Linked DNA regions of Mus musculus: all the other regions are linked to region 2. A link is a loop called in an ENCODE intact Hi-C map of the cell type or tissue named here. Cell type or tissue: left cerebral cortex. All regions are shown on one strand.

Evidence for each region. Peaks named below come from ENCODE experiments on the same cell type or tissue, not always from the same donor. Only the 100,000 strongest peaks of a DNase experiment are listed, where the experiment ranks them.
Region 1: it touches region 2 in a loop (2.1-fold over the local background); 2 of 42 quality-filtered maps call a loop at or near these places.
Region 3: it touches region 2 in a loop (4-fold over the local background); 6 of 42 quality-filtered maps call a loop at or near these places.

The regions. Positions count from the first base shown.
Region 1 is chr1:16,913,221-16,921,220 of GRCm38, forward strand. No RefSeq gene overlaps it. Among named protein-coding and RNA genes, the nearest start is that of Gm46085, 180 kb to the right of the region's middle. In left cerebral cortex, no CTCF peak of the experiment used is centred here; a DNase peak (open chromatin) is centred at 3,645.
Region 2 is chr1:16,806,122-16,814,121 of GRCm38, forward strand. No RefSeq gene overlaps it. Among named protein-coding and RNA genes, the nearest start is that of Ly96, 120 kb to the left of the region's middle. In left cerebral cortex, no CTCF peak of the experiment used is centred here; DNase peaks (open chromatin) are centred at 3,792 and 5,123; H3K27ac peaks cover 215 bases.
Region 3 is chr1:17,117,062-17,125,061 of GRCm38, forward strand. It overlaps Gm31982 (a long non-coding RNA gene), which reads right to left and starts at 7,507. Exons shown (of 4, transcript XR_865203.2): 1 at 7,452-7,507. It overlaps Gm28783 (a long non-coding RNA gene), which reads left to right and starts at 3,536. Exons shown (of 2, transcript XR_373222.2): 1 at 3,536-6,218. In left cerebral cortex, CTCF peaks have their summits at 3,136 and 6,560 (motif pointing left); DNase peaks (open chromatin) are centred at 3,175, 3,997, 5,990 and 6,569; H3K27ac peaks cover 1,207 bases.

The DNA of each region.
Region 1 (8,000 bases), 110 kb after region 2:
ACCTGATAAACAGCTTTGGTGAAGTAGCTGGATATAAAATTAACTCAAACAAGTCAATGGCCTTTCTCTACACAAAGAATAAACAGGCTGAGAAAGAAATTAGGGAAACAACACCCTTCTCAATAGTCACAAATAATATAAAATATCTCGGCGTGACTCTAACTAAGGAAGTAAAAGATCTGTATGATAAAAACTTCAAGTCTCTGAAGAAAGAAATTAAAGAAGATCTCAGAAGATGGAAAGATCTCCCATGCTCATGGATTGGCAGGATCAACATTGTAAAAATGGCTATCTTGCCAAAAGCAATCTACAGATTTAATGCAATCCCCATCAAAATTCCAACTCAATTCTTCAACGAATTAGAAGGAGCAATTTGCAAATTCATCTGGAATAACAAAAAACCTAGGATAGCAAAAACTCTTCTCAAGGATAAAAGAACCTCTGGTGGAATCACCATGCCTGACCTAAAGCTTTACTACAGGGCAATTGTGATAAAAACTGCATGGTACTGGTATAGAGACAGACAAGTAGACCAATGGAATAGAATTGAAGACCCAGAAATGAACCCACACACCTATGGTCACTTGATCTTCGACAAGGGAGCTAAAACCATCCAGTGGAAGAAAGACAGCATTTTCAACAATTGGTGCTGGCACAACTGGTTGTTATCATGTAGAAGAATGCGAATCGATCCATACTTATCTCCTTGTACTAAGGTCAAATCTAAGTGGATCAAGGAACTTCACATAAAACCAGAGACACTGAAACTTATAGAGGAGAAAGTGGGGAAAAGCCTTGAAGATATGGGTACAGGGGAAAAATTCCTGAACAGAACAGCAATGGCTTGCTCTGTAAGATCGAGAATTGACAAATGGGACCTAATGAAACTCCAAAGTTTCTGCAAGGCAAAAGACACCGTCAATAAGACAAAAAGACCACCAACAGATTGGGAAAGGATCTTTACCTATCCTAAATCAGATAGGGGACTAATATCCAACATATATAAAGAACTCAAGAAGGTGGACTTCAGAAAATCAAATAACCCCATTAAAAAATGGGGCTCAGAACTGAACAAAGAATTCTCACCTGAGGAATACCGAATGGCAGAGAAGCACCTGAAAAAATGCTCAACATCCTTAATCATCAGGGAAATGCAAATCAAAACAACCCTGAGATTCCACCTCACACCAGTCAGAATGGCTAAGATCAAAAATTCAGGTGACAGCAGATGCTGGCGTGGATGTGGAGAAAGAGGAACACTCCTCCATTGTTGGTGGGATTGCAGGCTTGTACAACCACTATGGAAATCAGCCTGGCGGTTCCTCAGAAAACTGGATATAGTACTACCGGAGGATCCAGCAATACCTCTCCTGGGCATATATCCAGAAGATGCCCCAACTGGTAAGAAGGACACATGCTCCACTATGTTCATAGCAGCCTTATTTATAATAGCCAGAAGCTGGAAGGAACCCAGATGCCCCTCAACAGAGGAATGGATACAGAAAATGTGGTACATCTACACAATGGAGTACTACTCAGCTATTAAAAAGAATGAATTTATGAAATTCCTAGCCAAATGGATGGACCTGGAGGGCATCATCCTGAGTGAGGTAACACATTCACAAAGGAACTCACACAATATGTACTCACTGATAAGTGGATATTAGCCCAAAACCTAAGATACCCAAGATATAAGATACAATTTCCTAAACACATGAAACTCAAGAAAAATGAAGACTGAAGTGTGAACACTATGCCCCTCCTTAGAAGTGGGAACAAAACACCCTTGGAAGGAGTTACAGAGACAAAGTTTGGAGCTGAGATAAAAGGATGGACCATGTAGACACTACCATATCCGGGGATCCATCCCATAATCAGCTTCCAAATGCTGACACCATTGCATACACTAGCAAGATTATGCTGAAAGGACCCTGATATAGCTGTCTCTTGTCAGAGTATGCCTGGGCCTAGCAAACATAGAAGTGGATGCTCACAGTCGGCTATTGGATGGATCACATGGCCCCCAATGAAGGAGCTAGAGAAAGTACCAAAGAAGCTAAAGGGATCTGCAACCCTATAGGTGGAACAACATTATGAACTAACCAGTACCCCGGAGCTCTTGACTCTAGCTGCATATGCATCAAAAGATGGCCTAGTCGGCCATCACTGGAAAGAGAGGCCCATTGGACACGCAAACTTTATATGCCCCAGTACAGGGGAACGCCAGGGCCATAAAAGGGGATCGGGTGGGTAGGGGAGAGGGGGTGGGTGGCTATGGGGGACTTTTGGTATAGCATTGCAAATGTAAATGAGCGAAATACCTAATAAAAAATGGAAAAAAAAAAAAAGAGTTGATTTTAAAACAGGTGCCACGTCTGAATGTAGCAGAATACCTTCTTTCAGCTTGTTCTTCATATGCTGGGAGAGCTAGGGCAATAGACAATGTTTCTAATTTTTTTAAATTTAAAAACAATGTGTTACTTAAAATTATATCTTGAGCATGTGAAATTTTCTTAAAATTTGATTGTTAGAAAACACATGGTGGAACTAACTTGTGGCTCTAGGGGAGCAGAGGCCCTTATTCCTGTGAAGGCTCCCAGTGTAGGGAAATGCCAGGACTGGGAATGGGAGTGGGTGGATTGGGGAGCAGGGGGCGGTGGGAGGAGATAGGGCATTTTTGGAGGGGAAACTAGGAAAGGGGATAACATTTGAAATGTAAATAAAGAAAATATCTAATAATTTTTTTTAAAGTTGATTGTTTGGGGACTTCAAAGCTAGTGTCATTATGATAGTGTCAAAGGACTTCAGCAGTTCCCAGCAGCTTGTCTTTCAATGATGGCATTGTCTTGGGAAAACTTAGCAGGGTGTCACTATTTTGACACTCTCACCAGGGTGTCCTGGCCTGTACTGCAGAGGAATAGCCTTCTCTCTCACCCTGTTGCTTAAGTTTGGGGTCCAGTAGACATGTCCTCTCCCCGATACTGGCTTTGCTAATCATCAAGCTCTTCCTGCCGTGCAAATCCAGAGGTTCTGCTCCATTCTTAATTTTACAGAATTGGGACAGTTTATAGTTTATATTTTGGGTTTCTTGTGAGAATAAATGAGAGGCATATGCAGTAGAGTACTAGATGGATTAAGTGTGTTGTTTCTAGTTAACCCGTAGTGGGATATTGGGTATATTTTAGGTATCCTATTTCCTCATCCATAGAAGGAGTACATTGTATCTGTTTTTTCAAGCAGTTGATTAGATACAAAGAATGCACAAACATGAGTTGGTCCTTTTTACAACACTATTCCTGGAATATATACTGAGTTCCAGTAGATTATGTTTTTCCCCCACTGAACTCTGCTGATTTTGTTTGAGATAGGGTTTCTCTATGTAGGCCTTGTAGGCCTAGAACTCATATATAGACCAGCTTGGCCTCAAACTCATAGAGACATGCCTGCCTCTGTCTCCCCAGTGCTGAGATTAAAGGTGTGTGTCACCATGTCCTGCTGAATTCTGATGTTTTAAATGTCTCAACTTGGGCAAAAGAGTGCTGATGAGCTCCATAGTCCACAGGCAGGAGTGAAGATGCTGACTGGTGGGGAAGCTGGAAGGATTCACAGAACAGGCTCAGGAGTGACAGACTGTGAGCCTGCCAAGAAACTGTACAGGGAGCTCCTTCCCTCACACTGCTAAAAATACTGCTGGGAGAGTAATTTCTCTGGTCCTAATTTAGAAATCAAAGACAGAGCCACCATTTTCATGTTTGGATCCTGGTCAGCCTTCAGTCTGAGTTTTAAATTTCAAGAGATTTTTGTGGAGGGAACAGTTAAAATAGCCTGTAGAGTTTGGAAATTTTATTCGAGAATAGGTACATGTTGGGCATCATTTAGGAAATTACTAGTATTTTTGAAAGGCTTTATTAGGAATAGTTGGAATGCCATAGTAAGAAAATCTTTTCAGCTATTGACCTGCCCATAAGTCTATGATTAAATGTGTGTGTGTGTGTGTGTGTGTGTGTATGCGCGCGCGCACAATCTTTCACTGTGGATTATTGTTCACTCACTTCCACAAACATTTATTGAGTTATTATTATGAAAAATACTGCATCCAGCCCTTGAACAGAAGTAGGAAAATATAAAGAGAAGTAGCAAGAGATTCCTATTCTCAAGTGATCTTAGAGTGTTCTGGGAAACACGAGGCTTCAAAACCAACACAAGGAAACACGTTGGGTTCAGGGTCTAGTCAGGGTTGTTGTGTGTAGAAACAGGCTAATAATGTAGGCTGGATAGAGGGCTCAGCAAATACAAACACTAGATGCACTTCCAGAGGACTAGTCTCAGTTTCTAGCACTACACTTGTCTGTAACTCCAGTTCTAGGGGATCTATTGCCCTTGGTTTTTTTTTGCTGTGACCACCACACACACACAGGCAGTATAATTATATATACACACAGGCAGTATAATTATATACATGCAGGCAAAACATTCCTACACATAAGACAAATAAACCTTAACGACAACAAAAGAAACAGGTCAATTAGCTAAACAACTTGTCAAATCACTTCACCAACTACCAATTACTAAAAGACCAAATTAGTCACAATCAACTTGCCATTCGCCCAGCTCCACTGAGTGTTGCTGAAGAAAGAATTTGCTTATGGGGCTCTATAGAGGAAACCTTTTATTAGTATTATTTAATACTGTATTTGTATTAGTAAAGTGGTTATTTTAAACTTCCAGCCATGGACTATGTCTATGATTTCCAGTCCTCTTGAGTTAGGCCATGGGAGAACATTGTGCATATCAAATTTCAGTAGCCAGAAGTGAAGTTTGCTTAAATAAATCAGACCACTTTAAGAAAGCTGATGCATTAGTTATGTTTTCAGTAGGAAAGAGATGCCACCAAAGGAACTGCCTGGAAATGCAAAGTTAGCTTTGTAAAGGTGCACATTCAGAAGTGTGGGAAGGATTAGGGAAACCAACAATGGTGGTTCCCACAGATGGGAAGTGTGAGAAGCCATGGCCACATGGAAGGGATGAGATGGTGGCAGTCACCTACCACATCTCATTTCTAGCAGGTGCCTCTCACTGCTCACAGCCAGTGATGAGCAGAGGTAACGAATTGCTAGGCAGAGGAAAGGGCAGAGAAGAGACATGGCACCTGTCTCATAAGAATAGGGGCATAAGGCATAAGTCTCGGATGCCTCCTATAAGGTGGTTTTAGAGAATCTAATAGAACATCTGTTTGGCTTACTAAAGCCCCTCTACAGACCTCTTGAAACATAGACATTTCTGCATTGACTTCCCTAAAGCTTAAAAGAATTTTAGTAGAGGGCCAGGGTACAATGTATGGCTCAGGCTAGAATCTTGTTATCTTGATTTTGTCTTGAGAGAACTGTACCTTAGTGTATCAGCCTGAAGCAAGATAGGGTGGACACCACTGTTGATGCAAGTGTAACTGACTGTGAGCGTTAGATCTACACAGGACTGATGCTTAATAGCAACCCCAGGTGATAAGGTTGAGGCAGAATACTCAAAGCAACTGTATTTCTCACTTCGAGCCTGAGTTTCCTCTGGATTAAGTGAATCTCTGAGGTTCTTAGATACTGAGGAGAAGGAATCGCCAAGATGGTGATAGACCTCCCACTAATAAAGTCACATGGGTCTTTGGAGGATTTAGGAGCATAACAACTGAGATACATGTCTTTGATTCTTTTTGTTTTGTTTTTGTTTGTTTTTGGTTTTGGTTTTTTTGTTTTGTTTTGTTTTGTTTTGTTTTGTTTTGTTTTTAGATAAGGTTTCTCTGTATAGCCCTGGGTGTCCTGGAACTCACTTTGTAGACAAGGATGGCCTTGAACTCAGAAATCCGACTGCCTCTTCCTCCCGAGTGATGGGATTAAAGGTTTATGCCACCACAACCGGCTTGAGTAGGAATTTTGATGGGGATTGCATTGAATCTGTAGATTGCTTTCAGCAGGATAGCCATTTTTACTATATTAATCCTGCCAATCCATGAGCATGGGAGATTTTTCCATCTTCTGAGATCTTCTTCAATTTCTTTCTACAGAGACTTGAAGTTCTTAACATACAGATCTTTCACTTTCTTAGTTAGGGTCATACCAAGATATTTCATATTATTTGTGACTATTGTGAAGGGTGTTATTTCCCTAATTTCTTTCTCATCCTGTTTACCCTTTGTGTAGAGAAAGGCCACTGATTTGTTTGAGTTAATTTTATATCCAGCTACTGTACTGAAGCTGTTTATCAGGTTTAGGAGTTCTCTGGTGGAATTTTTAGGGTCACTTATATATACTGTCTTAGTCAGGGTTTCTATTCCTGCACAAACATCATGACCAAGAAGCAAGCTGGGGAGGAAAGGGTTTATTTGGCTTACACTTCCATATTGCTGTTCATCACCAAGGAAGTCAGGACTGGAACTCAAGCAGGTCAGGAAGCAGGAGCTGATGAAGAGGCCATGGAGGGATGTTCTTTACTGGCTTGCTTCCCCTGGCTTGCTCAGCCTGCTCTCTTATAGAACCAAGACTACCAGCCCAGAGATGGTCCCACCCACTAGGCACCTTTCCCCCTTAATCACTAAGAGAAAATCCCTTACAGCTGGATCTCATGGAGGCATTTCCTCAACTGAAGCTCCTTTTTCTGTGATAACTCCAGCTGTGTCAAGTTGACACAAAACTAGCCAGTACATATACTATCATATCATCTGCAAATAATGATATTTCAACTTCTTCCTTTCAAATTTGTAACTGAAACCCCTTTACCTCCTTTTGTTGTCTAATTGCTCTGGCTAGGACTTCAATATTATATTGAATAGGTAGGGAGAAAGTGGGCAGCCTTGTCTAGTCCCCGACTTTAGTGGGATTGTTTCCAGCTTCTCTTCATTTAGTTTGATGTTGGCTACTGGTTTGCTGTATATTGCTTTTATTATGTTTAGGTATGGGCCTTGAATTCCTGATCTTTCCATGAGTTTTATCATGAAGGCTTGTTGGATTTTGTCAAACGATTTCTCAGCATCTAATGAGAAGATCATGTGATATTTGTCTTTGAGTTTGTTTATATAGTAGATTATGTTGTTGGATTTCCATATATTAAACTATCCCTGCATTCCTGGGATGAAGCCTACTTGGTCATAATGGAAGATTGTTTGGATGTGTTCTTGGATTCGGTTTGCAAGGATTTTATTCAGTATTTTTGCATTGATATTCATAAGGGAAATTGGTCTGAAGTTTTCTTTCTTTGTTGGATCTTTGTGTGGTTTAGGTATCAGAGTAATTGTGGCTTCATAGAATGATTTGGGTAGAGTACCTTCTGTTTCTATTTTGTGGAATAGTTTTAGGAGAGTTGGAATTAGGTCTTCTTTGAAGGTCTGATAGAACTCTGCACTAAACCCATCTGGTCCTGTGCTTTTTTTGGTTAGGAGACTATTAATGACTGCTTCTATTTCTTTGGGGAAATGGGGCTGTTTAGAGCGTTAATCTGATTCTGATTTAACTTTGGTACCTGGTATCTGACTAGGAAGTGTCCATTTCATTCATGTTTTCCAGTTTTGTTGAGTATACCCTTTTGTAGTAGGATCTGACGTTGTTTTGGATTTCCTCAGGTTCTGTTGGTATGTCTCCTTTTTCATTTCTGATTGTGTTAATTAGGATACTGTCCCTGTGCCCTCTATTAGTCTGGCTAAGGGTTAATCTATCTTGTTGGATTTTCTCAAAGAACCAGTTTCTGGTTTGGTTAATTCTTTGAATAGTTCTTTTTGTTTCCACTTGGTTGATTTCAGCTCTAAGTTAGATTATTTCCTGCAGTCTACTCCTCTTGTGTGAATTTGCTTCTCTTTATTCTAGAGCTTCTAGGTGTGCCTTCAGGCTGCTAGTGTATGCTCTCTCTAATTTCTTTTTGGAGGCACTCAGGGCTATGAGTTTTCCTCCAGACTGCCTTCCTTGTGTCCCATAAATTTGGGTATGTTGTGGCTTCATTTTCATTAAACTCTTAAAAAG
Region 2 (8,000 bases):
ATGTTGTTATTGAAGACCAGCCTTAGTACGTGGTGATCAGATAGGATGCATGGGATAATTTCAATATTTTTGTATCTGTTGAGGCCTGTTTTGTGACCAATGATATGGTCAGTTTTGGAGGAGGTACCATGAGGTGCTGAGAAGATGGTATATCCTTTTGTTTTAGGATAAAATGTTCTGTAGATATCCATTTGTTTCATAACTTCTGTTAGTGTCCATGTAACTCATGTTTCTTTTTCCAGAATCTGTCCATTGGTGAGAGTGGGCTGTTGAAGTCTCCCACTATTATTGTGTGAGGTGCAATGTGTGCTTTGAGCTTTACTACAGTTTCTTTAATGAATGTGGCTGCATAGATATTCAGGATTAGAGTTCATCTTGGTAGATTTTACCTTTGATGAGTATGAAGTACCCCTCCTTGTCTTTTTTGATAACTTTGGGGTGGAAGTCGATTTTATTCGATATTAAAATGGCTACTCCAGCTTGTTTCTTCAGATCATTTGCCTGGAAAATTGTTTTCCAGGCTTTTACTCTGAGTTACTTCTGTCATTTTTCCTGAGGTGGGCTTTCTGCAAGCAACAAATTATTGATCCTGTTTGGCCAGTCTATTAGTCTATGTTTTTTATTGGGGAATTGAGTCCAATGATGTTAAGAGAAATTAAAGAAAAGTAATTGTTGCTTCCTATTATTTTGTTTGTTTGTTTGTTTTGTTTTTTGTTTGTTTGTTTGTTTTGTTTCCTATTATTTTTGTTGTTAAAGTTGGGATTCTGTTCTTGTGGCTGTCTTCTTTTAGGTTTATGAAGGATTACTTTCTTGCTTTTTCTAGGATGTAGTTTCTGCCCTTGTGTTGGTGTTTTCCCTTTATTATCCTTTGAAGGGCTGGATTCATGGAAAGATATTGTGTGAATTTGGTTTTGTCATGGAATACCTTGGTTTCTCCATGTATGATAATCGAGAGTTTTGCTGGATATAGTAGCCTGGACTGGCATTTGTGTTCTCTTAGGGTCTGTATAACATCTGTCCAGTATCTTCTGGCTTTCATAGTCTCTGGTGAGAAGTCTGGTGTAATTCTAATATGGCTGCCTTTATATGTTACTTGACCTTTCCCCCTTAATGCTTTTTATATTCTCTGTTTATTTAGTGCATTTGTTGGTCTGATCATTATGTGTCGGGTGGAATTTCTTTTCTGGTCCAGTCTATTTGGAGTTCTATAGGCTTCTTGTATGTTCATGGTCATCTCTTTCTTTAGGTTTGGGAAGTTTTCTTCTATAATTTTGTTGAAGATGTTTGCTGGCCCTTTAAGTTGAAAATCTTCTTTCTCATCTTCTCCTATTATCCGTAGATTTGGTCTTCTCATTGTATCCTGGATTTCCTAGATGTTTTGAGTTAGGAACTTTCTGCATTTTGCATTTTCTTTGAAGGTTGTGTCCATGTTTTCTATGGAATCTTCTGCATCTGAGATTCTCTCTTCCATCTCTTGTATTCTTTGGTGATGCTCGCGTCTATGGCTCTTGATTTCTTTCCTAGCATTTCTATTTCCAGAGTTGTCTCCCTTTGTGGTTTCTTTATTGTTTCTACTTTCCTTTTTAGATCTTGGATGGTTTTGTTCAATTCCATCACCTGTTTGGTTGTGTTTTCCTGTAATTCTTTAAAGGATTTTAGTACTTCTTTAAGGGCTTCTACCTGTTTAGCAGTGTTCTCCTGTATTTCTTTAAGTGTGTTATTAATGTCCTTCTTAAAATCCTCTTCCAGCATTATGAGATATGAATTTAAATCAAAATCTTGCCTTTCTAGTGGTTTTGTGTATCCAGGACTCGCTGTGGTGGGAGTACTGGGTTCTGATGATGTGGAGTGGTCTTGGTTTGTGTTAGTAAGATTCTTACATTTGCCCTTTGCCATCTGTTTATCTCTGGTGTTAGATGTTCTAGCTATCTCTGGGTGGAGCTTGTTCCTCCTGTGATTCTGTTAGATTCTGTCAGCACTCCTGGGAGAGTGATCACTTGAGTACAAGGGGTCAAAGCACTCGCTGCAGGCAAGCTCTCCTCTGGCAGGGAAGGTGCACAGAAGACTGAGGGTCAGTCCCTCCTCCTGGCTGAGGGTGAAGGCCTAAAGGCCTCCTGTCCAAGTATCTCTGTTGCTTCTGCAGCCTTCATGATCCTGCATGCACAGGTCTGTGAGAGACTCCGGATAGACAATTGAGATCTAACCTGAGTCTCGAGTGTCTGTGTACTCGCTGTAGGCAAGCTCTCCTCTGGCTGAGGATGAAGGCCTGAAGGGACCCTGTCCAAGAAGCTCTGTTGCTTCTGCAGCCCATGTGTTCTCCAGCTCAGACTGGTCTCTGAGAAAGCCAGGATAGAAGATCTTGACACTAATTCTTACATATATGTCATAGAACAAATGGCACACACTGGTGATTCCAGTACTTGGGAAACTGATGTGGGAGGATAACAAGTTTGATGCCAGCCTGGGCTACTTACAGAATTTGAGCCCAAGCTACACAGACTACACAAAAACCTGTGCTAGAGATATAAATAGCTACATAGATAGATGATAGATAAAATAGTGGTAGATAGATAGGATAGATAGATAGATAGTAGATGATAGATAGATAATGATAGAGAAGGAGAAGAAGGAGCAATAGAAAATGGGCTCTCAAACCGCTTTACTCTATTTGTTTATTTGTTTATTTATTTATTTATTTATATTAGGTATTTATTTCATTTACATTTCCAATGCTATCCCAAAAGTCTCCCACAAACTCCCCCACCCACTCCCCCCTTTTGGCCTTGATGTTCCCCTGTACTGAGAAATATAAAGTTTGCACGACCAATGGGCCTCTCTTTCTACTGATGGCAGACTAGGCCATCTTCTGATTCATATGCAGCTAGAGACATGAGCTCTGGGGGTACTGGTTAGTTTATATTGTTGTTCCACCTATAGGGTTGCAGATCACCCCAGATCCTTGGGTACTTTCTCTAGCTCCTCCATTGGGGGCCCTGTGATCCATCCAATAGCTGAGGGTGAGTAGATACTTGCTTAGAATATATGAGGCCTTGGGCTAAATTCTGAGCACATACCACCACCACCACCACCAGCACCACCACCACCACCACCACCACCACTACCACCATCACCACCACCTGTCGCTACCGTCTGTGACGAAACCGATGTCCTTCTCAAAGCAGTTTATTCAGGAACTTAACAATGTGCAGGAAAAAGATGCTCCGACCTCTCTAGGCCATCCCCCTTTATACCCTCTCGCCCACTCCCCATCACCCCAGTCCACATAGGCACAGTTCATTGGCTCAGGACTACATTCGTCACATCATCAGATCTTACATCGTGGTGCATCTGTGCAATGCAGCTCAAGGTACGTGGCTATCTTGAGGGATATGAGGAAGTCATGTGCTAGTCATAAGACTTGGCAACAGTCCCGAGCGCCATCTTGGGGCTGAGGCCACATCCACTCCTCACAACCACCAAAAAACAAAAGTGAAACAATCTCTAGTTTAGCTTAATTTTACATCTTTAGTAGCTGTTGCAGTGCCTGGGAAGTGCTCAACAGAAATACTTGGTGAACATGTATTTTTTTTAACCATTGTGGAAGTAATGGGAGAAGTTTTCAGGATGATGTGCATTCGGCACCCTTTTAACAGGTGTAACATCTATATCTGAAGTTAGTGAGGAAAATTTCAGAGAGCAAATTTTTGCCACAGTGTAGAGTTCTTCAGTTTCCAGGATTGGAGGTGGAATGTGTGTGTGTGTGTGTATAGTTGATGTTTTTAGAACAACGCAGTGGCTTAGCCCTGTGGGAGCAGATTGCATGAGACAAGCACCCAGAATGGGGGTGGGGGGAGGGATGATGCCAGCCAATCTGTCAGATTTCATCATCTGCTGGTCCTGGGCTAGGAAGATGCTTAATATATGCCTCTCAAGTTTCGATCTTGCGAGGAGCTACCTTCCCACATCTGCAGGTTGCCTACAAAAACCCAACATCTAAAAGTAATATTTTAAAAAGCATATTATGTATTTTGAGTTTTGTAAATGAATCTTGGTTATCTTTTTTAAAGCACAGATTCTAATCGTTTCTGTTCTGCTATGAATTTTACAGACAAGGAGAAAAGATAAATTTTATAGGTTACTTGATACAAGAACCACTTTTTACTTTCATTTTATATTGCTGAAATTGTAATTATATAATTATGAAAAAGCAGTTTGAGGTGGAGTCTATTGAGTCATGTACAGGAGTTGTTATTATAGATGGAAAGAAAAGACCAATGATTTTTATTTTCTTAAATCTGGGAAACCTATTTCTTGGTGATGTGTGGGTATTGGCAAATAAATGTGTGGGTTGGAAGGTTATTTATATATACTTGCATGAATGTAGCTCTCTGTGTGTGTATGTGTGTGTTTGTGTGTGTGTGTGTGTGTGTGTGTGTGTGTGTGTATGTGTAATGTAAGTAGCTCAGCATTTACAACAAAAGCTCTTAAGTTTAGAAACCCAATGGGAATGATATAGCAAACTCCTGAATATCTAAGTAGTACTCACATGACACAATGATATTGTCTCCTTGGAGGTCCTGTAGGTGGTTCTCTTTTAACAAGTAAATAATATTCAAGTCACTTAATGCTTTGAGTTGTTGAAATATCTTCCTTGAACATTATTCTCCTTCTTCTTATCATTACTATTATTTGCAAAGCACTCTTTCCAACATGCTACAGAAGTTGTGTTCAGTTAAAGTTTCTTTTCTGTTGGTTTTAAAACTCTGGGATTGGAGCAGATGGGCTTTTACAGAAACTTCTCTATCCTCTAGTTATGAAAGATAATGACAGTCATCTCCATAGAGTGGAGACAACACAGGTCAGCCATTTAAATATAATGACCTATACCTGTCCTAGGATGTACTTCATTTATCCAGGGAAACAGGAAACTGGGGAAAGATAGTGTTGAGGGACTATTGAGAAATATTTTTCAAAGCAGACCTTCCATTTTTGAGTTAAAAAGAAACTATTCTGATGGTTTTAAGTTTCTCATCTCTTTGGCATTCACATATGACTGTGTGAAAGACAGTTCTAAATGGGAAACTTGGCAGGAATATTGGTGGTAGGAGATGACTTTGCAGGAGACAGGTTGTGATGACAGAAAGAACACACTTGGCCATGACCTTAGATGTCTGGTCTCCATGGGCTAAATACTGGGAAAGGAACAGTGTGCGTTTCTCAATATTGTTTCTAAGCTCAGGCCACCCTATTACAAATCCCAATCCACCACGGGATCAATGCATCATTGGCTGAAGAAGACTGTAGCAGGCATTCCTTACACGTCACAGATTGAGTCCAGGTTTCATGTGAGCGATGGCCTAATTGCTAGTAGGTGACCTTTACTTATTTCCTTCAACTTAAAAGATTAAGCTTGATTCAGGGCAGATCTTGAGAAAGAGTCAGTCAGTTAGCAACATAATCTGTTGAATCATGAGAACATAAAGACTTAAGCATGCACTGAAACATCACAGCCAGGTATCTGTCTCCTAAGTGCCAAAAGCAATGCCCCCTCTTCCTCCCTTAAAGCTAATGATAGTCATTTCTAGTGGGTGGGAACAAAGAAGATCAGCCATCTAAATATGATGCCAGGCACAGTATTCTTTTTTTTCTCTTTACTGCTAAAGTTTTCTGTCCTTCCAGCAAGTAAAAAAATTCCGTAAGATTAACCCCATCCTCTGCCAGGCTGAATCTGCCACATCTTGCCTCTCAGCTTCACCTTTATGACCTCCCACCAGTAGCTGTAGCTCAATCTTGTCCAGTAAACATCTTTTTTTTTTTTTTTCCTCTTGGTTGTTAAGACACAAGCTTTCCCGGTTTACCTTCACTTTCATCCCGGAGGCAGTTTGGCCTTTGAAGTAAATCTGCATCGCTCCCTGATTCCTCCTTTGACCATCTCCTCTCCCCTCCTGGCTGACTGTAATGAGCACTCCTGGTGTTCAAATCCAGTCAACCATTGTGTCTGTCTCATCACATGTCCAAAGATGAATGTGAAGTGGAAATTTCTTGTTTCTTTGGAAAGTTATATCAAATGTTGTTTTGCTGGGGCACACAGGTGAAATGATGTGTTGCTAAAGAAAATATGTGAAAGACTTTTCCTGAAGAAGCCACAGGTAAAAGGATGTTTTGATATAACAAACACATGAAAGGACACTTGTATAAATTTGACTCCACAGACAGTGGGAGATGAGCACTGAGCATTGATTTGTTTTGTTCTGCCTCGCTTTTCTAATTTACTGAAGACACACATGTATTGGTTCACCTTACCTAGCATTGTTGAGCACAACTTGTGGCAATGCCATCATTAAGAAAAACTTGCCAAAGAACTGCTCATGAGCTCCTGCAGCAGCTTGCCCTTTGTATGGCCTCACCTCAGGATTGTTGGTGTTCATGCCTGGTGTCTGCTGCCAAAAGGACTGGCCTGTAGCTGCTGGCTTGTGCCTGGTGTCTGCTGGCTAGAGAACTGGCCTGTAGCTGCTGAGTTGTATTTGGTGTTTGCTACAGGGCTGAACTGCTGAGAAAGAAGATTGAGCTTACTCCCAAAGAACTATTGATGAACAGGTCCACTTCCTCCACATACTGATAACTTTTCTTTTCCACTACCTCTTCTAGATGGCAGGCTCTACAGGAGAGGTTGAAATCTTATTAAAAAGTAGGTTGCAAAAAATGTATGCCTATAGATGAGCTTGGGTCTTTTCTCCAAGTTGACATTCCTTGTATTCTTTTGCAACTTCATTAAAAATGGCTTCAGTTTTCTGTGTATGTGGCCAAACATCCCCTACTTCCTCTTTTCCTCATGGACATTTCATCCTTCAAAAATCCCTCATGTTTCTAGTCTTGACTTCTTGCTGTCTCCATTGCTATTATCTTAGTGTGGTTCACTATCTTTCCATCATGGATTATTACAATTGCCATTAGAAATTTTAATAATAAGCTTCTATCCTTGTTCTCTACCTATGAGGCCAGACAGTGGTTCTTCTTCCTCCTCATCAATGTCCTTGTCCTCATCTTCCTCCTCCTATGTTGTGGGGCTCTTCTTTGAGTCCAGAGCCCCATGCATGCTAGGTAAACATTCTACCACTGAGCTCTGTCCTCAGCTCAAAAGACTTGACTGTTAGAGTCATCAGGAAAATAAAGTCTATTTCTCTGATCCTAACTCTCCAATGACTGTTTCAAACCCCAACATAAATGTAAAGCCTGCAGGCTGAGAAGACCACATGAGCTGTTCCTTTCCCCCACCTGTGATCTCTTTGACTTCCTTTCCCATCATGCAGCCACTACAGATATACTGGCCTCTTTGCTGTTCCTTAAGATTCCAGACAAGTTTTCATTTTAGGACCTTCACACCTGATATTTTGTCTGTCTAGAATGTTCTTCCCCAGAATTAATCCCCTCACACCAACCCTTTACCCAGTTCCACCTTCTTATCATGGCCACATTGATGGCCCTAGCTGACACTGATTTCCACTGGTACCCAGCATACCTGACTCCCCGGCCTTGCTTTACTATTTTTCAGTGACATTTACCATCTAGTAAGATACTACACAATGTACTTATTTTCATTTTGTAACTGTCAGCCTCTCTGCACTAGGTTGTAATTTTCATGGGGGTGTGTATCTTTGCACTTACTGTGGTATGTGGCAAACAGGGAATGCTTGTTGAATGAATCAAAGCGGGTGGCCAACTGTCTTGTTCCTTTGGACTACCATTTGTTTTTCTCTCAAGCCTTTGCTTAGTTAAAACCATATCTTTCTTCATTTTCTTCTTTTCCACCCCCTCCTCCTTCATTTCCTCTTTCTTCTTCTTTCTCTACCCACACCTGTGCATAGTGTATGCATGGTTTATGCAAGTATGTGCACTCCTGTGTACATGGGTGTGGCGGCCAGAGGAGGATACTAGTATGTCTTTCACTGTCTACTTCCTTTAAACAAAGTCTCTTCATGAACCCTGGAGCTAGATCAACT
Region 3 (8,000 bases), 310 kb after region 2:
AGACTGTGGGTGAGGTGACAAGTTCCTATGGTTCTTGCCTATAGAAGACTAGAAGGGGGCAGAGAGGTCTGTCCCTGACCAAATGTTTGTAAAATGTTGATCACCAGTTTACACATACCTGACAAAGATTTTATAGGAAACCTGTGCTGTGATCTCAGGCACATAAGGAACGGTTCTCTAAAAAGTTTTAGAAAACGTGGAGCTCTCAACACTTTATTCAATTGAAGAATGCAGCCAATAAAAGAAATGTGTATTTTGTGACAAAAAAAAAAAAAAAAAAAAAAAAAAAAACCAACTGAACAACAGGTAGAGTATACACTGTATGCTGATCAGGTTTATACATTTGAAAATGTCAAACAAAGCTGACTTTTGATGTTCTAAATTAACATAACTCTTCCATTCCATCAACAGTACTCATTGTTTCAGAGGGAAAAGAAGACAATGTACAAAGGAGTGCCTTTGACAATAGATTTTTATCCTTGGAGGATAAGCAAGAGGGAAAATCTAATATTCATAAGATTTTCACTTTGGTAAAACAAACCAAAAATATGGGTCCTTAAAGGAATTCAATTGGAAAATTGGAATGCAGGTGTTTACTGTGAGATATGAGAGAGGACAATATAATATATATATATATATATATATATATATATATATATATATATATATGCTACCAGGACAGTTTAGGGGGGTTTGGGACCAGTTGATATAGATAGAAATGTCCAGATTTACCCGTGGATCTGGTAAGGGCTTGAAGGATGAAATGTCTTAATCATTCAGATGTACTCTTGTACATCTGTAAGAGTAACATCAACTTATAACCAACACCAAATGTAGTGGGCCTCCACATTCTAGCTACAATCCTTTCTCCATTGTGCACTGTTTTTTTGCAGTTCTAGAATTTCTTGTAAATTCAGCTTTGGGCCTTCAGAGCAGGTGTACCTTCTGTGTCTTCTCAACACAATTTTCTTCACTTCATTGTAAGGGATGTTGACTAGAATATTTGCTAACAAGGAAGTCTCATTGTATCTAGGGGTACATTGGGGTCACCTGAGTTCTAGAGTCAAAGTATGAAGAAGCCTGGCAATAAAGTGGTGCAGTGTGAGAGAAGGGCAGAAGAAAGATATCCCTGCATCAGCAGAGAAGTAGCTCCATCCTTAACCTTCTTTCCTAACTTGGAAGTTGAGAGGTGGCTGAATATTTACCAGCCAATAATGATTTGTTTCAGAGTGGATGGAGTGGATGTAGCTGAATTACCTAGACAACATTGAGCTTTCTCATCACAGCAGAAACAGACCTCCGTGGTCAATATCTTAATGCTAAACAAAATAGTTAAGTTTCTACACATATGAGATGCAACAAAACAGAAATATACATTTGAAAAGAGGATAAAATAATAATAAAATCATGGCAAACAAGAATATATATATAATATATATATATATGCACATGCACACACACACACACACACACACACACACACACACACACACACACCACACACACACACTATAAGAGTAGGCCCTGTTATTAAGTACTTCTGTTTAAATAATTCTATAGTTTATGGACTTTGCAGCTGAGAATTAATCAAATTGTTGCTGATAGTACACATTGAACTATATATATATATATATATATATATATATATATATATATATATTACCAGTATATGTATTGTGGTGTGTGTGTGTGTGTGTGTGTGTGTGTGTGTGTGTGTGTGTGTGTGTATTGAATCCAGGCTCTTATACATGCTAGACAAATGTACTCCCACTTAGGTATAGCACCAACCTGTATTGTCATTTGTTCTGAGTGAGCAGACAGATAAGAATGAATTATGAGTGATCTAATCCAAAGCAAATGATAATGAGAAACTTTGATGCTCTGAAAAGGCAAACAAATATTATTTTTCTGCCTTTAATTTTTCAACTGATTATAGTTTTCCAAGAAATCTACAAAGTAGTTATTTATCACTTCAACTTAATAAAGACGTGAAGGCTTAATATGACTCTATAACTGGACTGTGGCCTAGTGGGCATTCAAACTCAGAGCCTGTGTTTCTTTTCTTTTCTTTTCTTTTCTTTTCTTTTCTTTTCTTTTCTTTTCTTTTCTTTTCTTTTCTTTTCTTTTCTTTTCTTTTCTTTTCTTTCTTTCTTTCTTTCTTTCTTTCTTTCTTTCTTTTCTTTGTTTTTTTGAGACAGGGTTTCTCTGTGTAGCCCTGACTGTCCTGGAACTCACTTTGTAGACCAGGCTGGCCTCGAACTCAGAAATCTGCCTGCCTCTGCCTCCCGAGTGTGGGATTAAAGGTGTGTGTCACCACGCCCGGCTAGAGCCTGTGTTTCTTAATTCAACAACCCACTGCACTATATACAATTCAAGTGGAATTTGTGGAAAAGTAAAAGAAATATGTAGGAGCATTTTAACTCTCTGTGATGGTTTACCAGGTGAGTCCAAGCATGGAGGCTTAAGGGTGATGAAAGATTTTTCCAGGTGGTAATGAAGAGCAGTTAGTAGTTAAATCAGAATCTCTCTTCTCTGGTGTATCACCCAATGCATTTTGTAATTGGTTATTTATGTGTCTAAGTTTTTTATTTAGGAAACATGTATACAGTTACTCCCCAGGAGCCATTTCCCTGTACCCTGTACCCTTGTACCCTTAATTAGGGTGTTTGTAGCTTATTGGTTGCTCCCTTCACATCATAGGAATGTCATTGGAAGAGTGGAGAGACTGAGGTTGCACATAGGTGAATGGAAAATCTTGAAGCCTTCTGGCAACATGTGAACATTCCCAGAACCCAACAGTGCAAAAGTCAACATTTGCCATGATGAGCAATGGAGTTGTTTCCTCTTCAGCCAAGCTGAGATGACCAATGGAATTGTTTTTCCACCCTTTGCTGTGTTTCCACTCCTCTTTGAAAATCCTTGTTTAGGGTAGTAGTGGGGTGCTAACAGCACACATTCTAAAGCAGGGTGGCATTACTGAAAGATTTGATTGCACAATGCGCATTTGTCTGGAAAAGCTTAGGAATGTTTCATTTTAGCTTTCCTCTTGATAGAATCTATTTGTATCTCTGGGTTTATCCCTGTAGACTTGGAGGGAGTGGTGAAAGATGAACGGGCAGTGCTCAGCCACAAGGGGAGAAAAACGTCATCCAGCCCTTAGAATAGCAACAGCAATAAATATGGGCATGCAGTTCTGCTGCTGAGGCTGGAAAGGCAGGCCGGATCGCATTTACACACCCAACAGGCCTGCTTGGCTGAGACGACTTTGTCAGAATCATGCACAAAAGTCGATGCCTCCTTGGATGTTTGCTTTCTGAGCTGTGACTCAGCAAAGAAAAGAGAGCTCAGAGCACAGAGCCCACCACAGAATCTCTAGAGGAGATTCCAGCACCCTTCTGGCCCCAGGGGGACACTCTGAATTGACTTTAAAAAAAAAATGGATGTTTTATTTGTTTGCTTTTCAAATGTTATCCCCTTTCCTAGTTTCCCCTTGGGAAACCTCCCTCTCCCTGCTTCTATGACAATGCTCCCCCACCCACCCACTCCTGCATTCCCACCCTGGCATTCCCCTACATTGGGGCACTGAGTCTTCCCAGGACTAAGTGCTTTTCCTCCCATTGGTGTCTGACAAGGCCATCCTCGGCTACTTATGTGGCTGAATTGACTTTTGGGATAGCTGGCTCAGGGCTCTTGAAAGCTGAGTCCAAAGCTTCCCTACACATTGGTCTGAGAACTTGATGTTATCCACAGCTGCCCCAGCCATCAAGGTGCATACGTAACGGAGAAGGTGGAAATGAGGGCTCTTGTTGGTCATCAGTTATTTAAAGAAAGCCCATTGGATTTCAGCCACTGATTGAACAGAATCAGCATCTTTGCTCTGGAAGGTCCAAGAAGAACATGGCCCTCTTCTTTGGCAGCTCCTTGTCTTTCTTTCTCAGCCAGCACCAGCTATTTCTGGGACCTGCTTACTTTAACTTGTGCACCCATGTTCATAACTGTTCTGCTTTCACTCGCAGCTTGGCCATATGTGGCTGTGGTTTTATCATCTTTACTTTCTTCTGCTACTTGAAATTATCAAGACGAGGCATCTTTATAGCCTGCACATAGCAGGAGTCGTAGGCTGCAGCTTTCAGGCTAACCCAGGCAGCCAGTTCTCACCATGTGCCTCCAAAACCAAAGCATCACCTGAATCGGACCTCTTCTCTTTTTCTGTTAAACAGCTCTGCTCTGAAATGAGAAAGCCAAGCTCCTTCTCAGTGTGATCTTTGTGGTTCACCGATCTCTCAAACCTCTCTTCACAGGGAAGTTCTGGAAGCAGGCTCCCCTTGACCACATGACACCTATTTCTCTTACAAAGCCGCAGTAGGCAAAGGCTCAACCCTGGACTGTCATGTGTCTCGGTTACAAGCTGAGCATTATTTATGTCCATCTCTTGTCTATAGATCACAATATTGTTGTTGACTTGAAAAATATCATAGTTAAAAATTAAGGAAAAGTGCTTTGGATACAGACTCATCATGAAATTCAGCTCTGTATTTTGGTATCCTGGTTAGCTTAGCTCTGTGGGATCTTACTAAGACCCACAAGGTGAGCGGAACAGGTTTTTATAGCACTAGCTCCTGTGTTTATTCTGTCAACAGCCCTTGTGACATAAGGTGGCTAAGAAAAAATCCTGCCAGTGAGTTGAAGTTCATGCCAAAGGGACAGAGATGACTATTTGATGCCCAGAATCTACACAGTCTCCTCCTTTCCTATTTTTATATTCACGAAGCAAAATCAAGCAATGCTCACAACATTAGCACTTTCTCTAAAGCTATGTTTCTGAATTTTTAAGCCCCTTTCTCATATGCCTAGAGACAGTGAAGACACAAATTTAGCTCCCCACCTTCTATTTAGCAACAAAAAAGAATACCAAAGATATTTGCAAAATAAATTCTGGTGTATTATCGAATACTCTAAATTTGAATTGCAGAGGCATGTACTAAATGATCTTCCATCTCGGGAAAGATCCCCTTAAATATAAAAAGGGAAATGATAAGAGTGCCCAAGAAGAGTCTCTAAGTCACTTACTGGGAAATAGTAAGACATAGGCACATTCCTGGTGTTGTGTAGTTATGAGGTCAGGATACTTAAAATATACACAAGTACATTTTAAATTAGTAGGAAAATACTTTAGGAAACAACTAAATAAAAGGTACATTTTAAAACATAGGCATGAAAAAAAATAAGTAAAACATAGGCATTAAATACCCCTATGGAATGCACCTGTCCCAAGATTGTATCTGACATATCTCAGAGACATTCACAGTTGCAATCACCTATGAATAGGTCTCCTAATATCAAAACAACACAGGGAATGTGTACTAACCCTGATCTTACTAGTTTTATGACAATAGTAGAACACATTGGAAAGAGATTTTCTCCATGTTCCTGATGTCTCTTATCTTCATGTCATAAGTGACATTATAGAATATTAATACAACCACCATGGGTGTTTGTATAATAATCTACTAAACCAAGCACAAAATGAAGAAAGGAACTCACAAGGAGCTATAAGTAGCATCCTGGGATTTTTATTCTTTGTTGCCTTGTTATCTATTTTTGTTAGAAACTGTAATACTTTATAGTGATTCACATTATTTTAAGTGTGTTTTTGAAAAGTATAAATAGCTGAAATTTATTTAGAAATAACATCTGTTGTTTTGTTTTGTTTTTTTGAGATAGGGTCTTGTATTTGGCCTTGGAGTTGTAGTGATTCTCTTGCCTCTGCTTTATGAGTACTGGGGTTGCAAGTGTATGCCACCATGCCCAGTTTAGACTTTATAAATAAAAAGTTTCAAAGTCTAGCTGAAGTGCACGATAGAGTTGAGCCGACACCATGGTGTGAGCGTGAGTATGATCATGTAACCATGGAAACCAAGCCAAGAGTGTGTGAGTGAGTATGATAAGGTAGAAGCCCTGTGAAGTAATGTGTGAACGCCTTAGTTATGATTGGTTAAAATTAGCTTAAAAACCCTGGTCTGGCACTGTGACACACTCACTCAATCCTGGAGGCCAACAGAGATGCTGAGAATTGAGTCCACTGGAACGCTTGCCACCAAATGAGAACAAGCCCGCTCCATGCGGACCCAGCTCCAGCAAGATCCAAGAAGGAGAAGTCTCGGACCTTACCTGATGCTCCATCATTGGGCCAGGCTACAACATCAGCCAGACAGGAGGTTAGTGAAGCGTGTGTGTGTGTGTGTGTGTGTGTGTGTGTGTGTGTGTGTGTGTGTGTAGGAGTGTGATCCCATTTCATCACTTGATTATTGCTACTTATAAATAAATAAGCTGTTATAACCAAACCTCTGAGTCTGGGACTTCCTTTTTGCTTGTCATTAATCCCGATTCACGACAGTTTCACAACAGTTGGCATAAATCGGTAGCTGGGAAATAGCTGGGACCCTGCTTAGCAGCCTTCACTTAGCCGCTTAAGCAGTCGTTTAGGTCATGCTTTAATTTGCGGACATGCTAGAATTCGGACATGCTAACAGCCATTTAGCAGCTGCATACCACCACCTAGTGTCTCCGCTTTAAATTGCGGGCCATTTACCAGGCGGTAGAATTTAGTTATGCTCCTAGTCTGAAGCAGAGAACCTCTGGCCGTGAAGTCGAACGTCTATGATGTCTCCAAGGCAACTCTGATCCGAAAGGTGATGAGGAAGAGTGGGTAAATAGGCACAGACAAGTAGACCAAATAGCCAGTGGGGAGCCTAGTCTGTACTCAGCAGACACTGGCCCGTCTTATGACGCCTTGAAGCCAACTCTGATCCAAAAAGTGAGGAAGAGCAGGTAAATAGTGCAGACAAGTAGACCAAAGGAGCTAGGAGAGCCTGGGCCCATCACCTCAAAGCCAACTCTGATGCTCCCAAGGGATCCAGGTTGGAGGAAGAGCTGAGGGTGAGGGTAGAAGCCTCTAAGTCGAATGAGGGAGTGGCTGGCAAAAAGACTAGTGAGATGGGCAGATAAATTATTTAATGAATTATTGAATAATCCACTAAGAAGTAATATCACCTGGTATTTTAAAAAGAAAACAATAAAGGCACTGTACCACGTAGCTATAAACATCTCGAGCAGACTAAAAAGGCTCATCAAGGGTATGAAAAAGATAAAATTAGAGGACGTAGAAGCCTCTGACTCGGTGGAAAGAGCTTGGCAGGGTACTAACCACATAGTTAAGAATAAGACTAAGTGCAAGGAAGTTAAAACTGATGTCCCATCGACAGCAGTACAGCAGGTGGAACTTATCATAGAGCACCACAAAAAGGAGTACCTAGTATACTCATGAAGACTATAGTCGATTTGGATAAGTCGATTTGACTTATGGTCAAAAGGCTAACCATGAATATCACAAAACGACGGACTCCAACCCTTTCAAAAATGCCCTAGAGTCAGGACCAGTGTGTCACTACCTGTGGGAAGCCATTCCGAACTCCCTGGCCAGCCCAGGCCGCACCCTAAGATGGCACCTGACAGAAATCTGTGCCAGGCAGTAAACAAGCCCATATTTGGTGGATGACTCGCCCTTAATCCCTGATTGGCTGAGCAAGCCTGCCTGGTGAGGTGATGTGACCTGCAGTGATTGGTTGAGGCGTGGTTGTGGCTTGAGCGCATAAAAAACGCTTGTACCTGAGGCTGGAGGCTCCGGGGAGTTGAAGAGAGAAGCTGTCTGAATAAACTGCATTAAGAACTGGTGGTTGCGTTTTCCTTGCTGGTCGAGGCGGACGCAACAACTACCAGTGACAGCCTCCGGGCTTCTGATGCGGGTAAGAGTTCCAGACACGCTGGCCCCACAGAGATGATAATGGAAACCAGAGCGTATACCCCACAGGAACTTAAAGAACTTAGAAAGGATTATGCCCAGAACGACATGAAAAATGCGCCCTACATAGTAAGACTGTAGGAGAAGGGAGCAGATACAATAACATCAGACCAAGAGATGAGCAAAATTAGGAACATGG